Linked DNA regions of Homo sapiens: region 1 is linked to region 2. Evidence: chromatin contacts called from ENCODE Hi-C or POLR2A ChIA-PET data. All regions are on one chromosome and are shown on one strand. The core of a region is the stretch at or near the end of the contact, and the rest is flanking DNA. Distances in the headings are between cores, read along the strand shown.

The links. A loop is a pair of places that touch in the nucleus more often than their neighbours do. ChIA-PET counts read pairs that join two places held with the same protein, here RNA polymerase II (POLR2A). Pooled maps may share reads with other maps.
Region 1: a loop to region 2 is called in a pooled map, with 2.7 times the contacts of the local background. The contact joins two enhancer-like sites. A Hi-C loop is called at or near these places in 1 of 168 maps with a recorded cell type or tissue (endothelial cell of umbilical vein) and 3 of 50 pooled maps. POLR2A ChIA-PET finds 5 or more read pairs at or near these places in 1 of 52 experiments (H1).

What each region holds. Positions count from the first base shown.
Region 1 is chr5:124,603,996-124,607,109 of GRCh38, forward strand. No RefSeq gene overlaps it. Among named protein-coding and RNA genes, the nearest start is that of ZNF608, 140 kb to the right of the region's middle. Within about 2 kb of position 1,721, at least 8 of the 41 ENCODE cell types and tissues checked have a DNase peak (open chromatin) inside an H3K27ac peak, as active enhancers do.
Region 2 is chr5:124,904,422-124,907,838 of GRCh38, forward strand. No RefSeq gene overlaps it. Among named protein-coding and RNA genes, the nearest start is that of ZNF608, 160 kb to the left of the region's middle. RefSeq lists an enhancer at 1,886-2,670. Within about 2 kb of position 2,135, at least 17 of the 41 ENCODE cell types and tissues checked have a DNase peak (open chromatin) inside an H3K27ac peak, as active enhancers do.

The DNA.
Region 1 (3,114 bases), core at 471-2,970, 300 kb before region 2:
GGGTTTTTTCCCTCATTTTGTTTTCCAAAATGCTATTATGTTGTCATAACTATCAAAGAGTTTTTTTTTTTTTAAAAAAAAAGGGATTAAGAACTGGGTGCAGTGGCTCACACCTCTAATCCCAGCACTTTGGGAGGCTGAGGCGGGCAGATCACCTGAGGTCAGGAGTTCAGGACCAGCCTGGCCAACATGGTGAAACCCCACCTCTACTAAAAATACAAAAATTAGCTGGGTGTGGTGGTGGGCACCTGTAGTCCCAGCTACTCGGAAGATTGAGACAGGAGAATCGCTTGAACCTGAGAGACAGAGGTTAGAGTGAGCTGAGATCATGCCATTGCACTCCAGCCTGGGTAACAGAGCAAGACTCTGTCTCAAAAAAAAAAAAAGGATTAAAAATAGATCTCTAAAAAGAAGCTAGTTAGTCCCTTTAAGGCATGTGAAGAAAGAATCAAGTGGCTGTGAGGGGTTTCTTTCCTGACAGATCCCATGGGAACTTAAGTTCCAAGAAAACCTGAAGCTGCCAAAGCCACATAGCACAGGATGAAAAATGAGCTCCACGATGATTTTGTCCTCTTTGATTCTTGCATGACAGTGCAATCAGAAGGGGACATGAAAGGAAAGGAGGACATGTGTGTGACATTTCATTGAGCTGTAGCTCTAGTGTGCACGAATCATCAGACTCCACTCTCCAAGGTCTACTCTCAAACGCTAGGCAGATTCTTGCTTCCTCCTTTCCTTTTCTTCCCTTAGGAATGAGAAATAGGAGATGAGTAACAGAATACTAGGAATAAAATCGATTTACTGGCTGATATTAGCAACATACATTTAGAAACAGAGCTATTTCATTCTCTTTTTAAGTAAACCAGTAAAAGTAAAATGTTTTCTGATCAATTAGGTCATCAGTTGAGACCATGATAAAGGCCTGCTTAAGTATTTTGTGAGTAGCAGGATGCAATATATATTTAATTGCTGGCTACAAATAGTCAAAGTATTATCTCTACGTTTCTTAGAATAATCTTATCTATAGAATAATTCATAATTCTACAATATGTACAGCAACTAAAAGAATTTTAAAAAGCATTACCATATAAAACACAGCAAATTAAATTACTATTTCACAAGGATTTAAATATTACTCCATAATTAATGTTCCCCATGTACTAAAACAGTTTTAAAGCAAAGATCTGACTCAAAGGCAATTAGTACTATTAAATGAAAGTTTTTGCTTTTGGGACTTTTCTTATTTACAAGATATTTTATCATTAATTTAAATTAGGCAACACTTAACTAGGTTGCTGACATGTATATTGTATAAGACAGAAACAAATATTCTTTTCTGAATTCACTTCTATGTGCAGCCACTTTCCACTGGTAGTTGGCTGTTCAGACCTGGTCCTGTGTGCTGGAGTTATTTTCTGGGTGTGCAAACATCTTTAACCCTGCTCCTTCTGACTATTGTGAGGAAGATATACAGAAAGAATGTAGAGTCTCGGCAGTATTTCGCACTTCATTCCGAGGAGGAGGCAAAGGTTAAGAATGAGGAAAATTAGGCAGACAACCATGTGTGGCCGAAAGAAAGGCTTACTATTCTGCAGAGGCCGATTTCCCTGACACAAAGAGAAGAAAGGCCCATGAATGAGATCATGTCAACTTCCTCTGCTTACATAGTAATGCTGGCCTTCTTTCCTTTCGGAAAAACAAGTCATCCATGCACCAGAGTTCAGGGCTGCATTGTAAAATGTTTCCGAACTCCCAGTGACAGCACACTGACACAGGTCCAAGGGACAGGTCCAAGCAAGCTTTTCCAGGCCTGGCCTAAGAGCCCTAGAGAATTCTCAGAGCCTATTTTCTGCATGTTGATGAAATCTAAACCTCTGATTATCCAACAGTCAATGAACTTCTGGAAACATGCTAAATGAATGGACTTGATTTTTCAAGGAGAGTCTTTCAAGAATCTCAAGATGGTGTTGGGCTGGCTTTGGGCTCAGTGATAAATTTTTACATGTTAAAGGGAGGTGATTCCGGTTTTTGGCAGTGTCCCTACTCACGGGGGACGAGACTCAGTAAAATCATTTCACAGATGAACTCTAAGTCAGAAAGAGTTTTTAAAATTATATTTTAATCCATGGATTAGTACACTCAATTTCTTTTATGATTATTTTTCTCGATAAATTATTTTTGCTCTCCAAGAGTGATTCTAGTTAGGGAATATGACATCAATTCCCAGAGTAGGCATTAACTCATGGTAGATTGGAAGGCTGAAGATCATAATATTTCATATAAAGAACGAGGTTCCTATAATCTAATGCTGAACAGCATTACACAATTGTTTTATGGGCAAATGGGCCTCTAAGTTACTGAACATTAAACAATAAGTAATATGTTGCTATGGAAATTCTACATTAAAATCAGATGTGTATAAATGTATTCATTTCAATATTTTTGTATGAAATTTTTTTTTTTTTGCTAAGTCTCTCTTTAAAAAAAATTGAAAAGGCACTGTAGCATTTTCATTGCTTTATGTCAGACTAATGCCCATCTCTGCTAAGGCAGAAATTACTGATAAGGGAATAGGGCATTATTCTAACAATACTTCCCACATTCCCTCCTCAAAGTAAGCTTCCCATGAGGTCAGGTATCCCTACAGACTGAGAGTGGTATTCTTTAGGGTTTCAGAAACAAAGCTATCTCACTCCAGGTAATTTGACAATACAGTAGATGCTCTGTTAACTCACCCCTAAATAGCCAAATTCCCAGACTAGCTGATATGTTCCCAGCCCTGATTCTTGGCCACGGCACACACATGTCTTGTCTCATCACAAACAGGCTCCTCTCTCCAGACAAAGTATCTGAACACCTTTGCTCTCATCATTTGTGTTATATACTTAGCAAGATAGGTTGTGTTTGTGCCCAAATCTGTTTATACGGGTTGTCTTTGTTATTATAAGTAGATGACTTATTTACTATTTAAAATAAACTGATAAAATTAAAGTGGTGGAAGAAAGAGATTTGTATTTTCTGTGAAAGAGGTGGGTTTTTTGGGTGTTTTTTTTTTTTAACATCATCAAATTAGGTGTGGAGGGCCGGGCGTCGTGGCTCACGCCTGTAATCCCA
Region 2 (3,417 bases), core at 885-3,384:
ATGAGGAAACTGAAGCTCAGGAAGACTAAGTCACTAACCTTCACTCGTAAGTGGGAAACTAATGGAGTCATCTTCAAGCAAGCAAAGCGCCAAACAAATGATTCTCAGACAAATCATAATGTGCATAGATCACCCCACCATGCTCGTTTTTTATTTTATTTTATTTGAGACGGACTCTCGCTCTGTCACCCAGGCTGGAGTAAAGTGGCACAATCTCAGCTCACTGCAACCTCCCCCTTGCCGCCCTGGTTCAAGCAATTCTCCTGCCTCAGCCTCATGAGTAGCTCGGATTATAGGCATGCAACCACCACGCCTGGCTAATTTTTGTGTTTTTAGTAGAGACGGAGTTTTGCCATGTTGACCAGGCTGGTCTCGAACTCGTGACCTCAAGTGATCCGCCTGCCTTAGCCTCTCAAAGTGCTGGGATTACAGGCGTGAGCCACTGCAGGTGGCCAACCCTACTGGTTATTTATTTAGGTAGGCACAGTGTGTAGAATCTTCCAGCAGAGGAATATTTTGAGAAGGTGAGTTACTGTCTGTGTATTTGACCCCCTTTTTTTCCCTATGTAATGCAAACCTTTACAAAATACATTTTCTTTTCGATAAGATGACATCCTTTTTATTTTTGCTAAGTATGGTTTTATCCTCCTCCTCTCTGTTTAATGGGAGCAGCTGTCCCAACGACAGGATTTAGCTTAAGTTAAAAATAAGAAGGAAAATGGTGTACGTAAATGTGAGGACTGATCCTCCCTGAATGAGAGGTAATAGTTCTTAGGGAAAAGTAAGCTGTTCTTACCCTTTTTGTTTTGCCTTGCCAATTCTGGCCTGTGTCTTCAGAGGCACCTAAGTCTTCAGTGTATTAATTGTTCAGACTTTTGACTCCAAAAGGAGGTTACTTTTTAAAGGCTGACCAATTGCTTTGGCTATGCTGTCTTAAATGTGGGTCTCTAAGAAATCAGTATGAGCAACTTTCTTTGAGCCTTCAAAGTAAAGTCAAATGCTTGCTCCTCAGCAGGAAAGTGACTTTAATTAATTCTGGACGACCTTTCCATTGAAAAGCAAAACACTGCCCCAAGGCTTTTTAGAAAGGTTAGGTTGTACCTTTTCCCTCTTATTGTTATGAGGCAGATATTAGTGTTCCTCACACAAGTCTTTCTCTCCTGTGTTGTTGTGGATGAGTGCACTTCTTAATAAAGGAAAAACAAAACAAGCAAGTAAAAACCCCTGTTTGGAGCCAATTAACTTCTTGATTCTAACAAGAACTGAACTGGAGTATAAAATCTTCCATCACAATAAAATATGACTAAAGACCTCATCAATACTCATTTAACAAATGCTTTGGACTGAACCATCTTTTTCTAATACTTAGGAATTCCATTATTTCTTATTTCAGTGAACATGTTAGAAAAAATTAAGTGAAATGGGATTAGGTTTGCCATTTGTCATTTACTCAGAGTAGAATTCCCGTCTGACATGTGGGCACTCATACCAGGGGCTTAATGCTTTTAGTAATTATAAGGATCATGTAGAGTATGTTGATTGGTGAGGAAAAAAATCTTTATTAACTGCTCAGAAATAGTTAATTCTTCATTAGTCAGAGCACTGCACTAGAGGCTGCTGCCTGTGAACCATGGATTAGAGTTTATGATAGTAATAACCTCCCTGAAAAAACATTTGTTACTATACTTAATGACCAGATTTTAGTGCATTAACCTTCCTTGGGAGGTCAACTAACAAAATGGATGTTAACTGCTTGTAACAACCAATTCCTCTGAAATTAATATTTAGATGCCTTTGGTGTCAAAAAACCTTCCTTCCATATCAGGGCATTAAAAACACTTCTAAATTATTAATAGCAGGCAGAATTCAATGCCTGAAAGATTTCCATTCCAGTGTTCTTTATCCTCAGCCTCTTCCCATTTTCTCTAACAAAGTTCTCTTATGCAGGAACAAGGAAGGCATTCAGGAAAATTAGGTCTCAAAAATGCATGTGGGTCAACAATGCACTGCAGTTTTGAAAAGGTCACTCTTTAAGTTCAACAGAAATAAACATAATAGGAGTGTGAAGGCAGCCCTGAGAGCACACTGAGAACCTGACAGGGACAAACTCCCTGCCAGGCCTCGGGCTGCACTGCCACAGCCCTATCACCACCTGTCAGGAACTCCTTAACGACATTTTTGCATCCCTTCTGCAACTGACCTCCTGGCTTGGCTCTCCAGCCCCTCCCCCTCCCTTTAAATTGGAAACAAACCACACTTATGTCAAAACGGCTTCTGAACTAGTTCCTTCCTGAGCAATCCCAGAATATAAAACATGTTCTGAAAAGCTGCACCATTCCCTGGAGAAACTTTATGATTTGGTTACTGCAGCAGGGCGCGCTGCTCCTTGGCTGTGGTAGCCTTGAGTCAGTGCCAAACAATGAAGCAATGCTATTATTAGCCTTTCCATTCAATGGCGACAAAACAGTCCATGTTTCTATTTTCAGACTGTTCTCTTCTGGTGCAATAGATTTGCCAGAAACCTAAGCCTCAGGGCTAGCACTGGACCAACAGGGCAAAGTAGGCACCTGAAGCCAAAACATGCACAGTGGCACAAATGTGAAAATGCTTTAATGGTAGTATTTTTAGGCAGAGGCAAAATACAGAGCTGGCCAAAGTTCTGTCTGCTGAAACCTGTGCTGGTTTTTACGGAAAGTTACTGCTGGGGTTGGGATAGAATACCTGGGATCTCTACCATGAAGTTGCCCAATTTAATAATTTTCCCAAATTGCAACTGTGTAGTAACATTTGTGACTCAGTCATTTAAACTGGCCTGTTGGCCAGGCTCAGTGGCTCATGTCTGTAATCCCAGCACTTGGGGAGGCCTAGGCGGGCAGATCCCTGAGCTCAGGAGTTCGAGACCAGCCTGAGCAACACGGTGAAACCCGTCTGTATTAAAAAATACAAAAATTAGCCAGGCTTGGCGGCGGGCACCTGTAGTCCCAGGTACTAGGAAGGCTGAGGTGGGAGAATCTCTTGAGCGTGGGAGGCTACAGTGAGGTGTGAACACGCCGCTGCACTCCAGCCTGGGCAACAGAGGGAGACCCTGTCGTGAAAATAAATGAAAATAAATAAATAAAAAAATAAACCAGCTTGTGTGCTGGCACAGAACGATAGACCAATATTGCACAGAGTTGTGACTTGGATGATAAAGGTGACAAAGTAAAATGCCTGTAAGAAAGGGTGATTTCCTTATGACATGATCAGTTAGTTACAAGCCCACCAGGATGTTTCCAGAAGAGTCGGGCAACTTGTAGGCATTCTTTTTGATTGTTACTTACTCTTTTTTTTTTGAGACGGAGTCTCGCTCTGTCGCCCAGGTTGGAGTGCAGTAGCGTGATCTCGGCTCACTGCAAGCTCTGCCTCCCGGGTTCACGC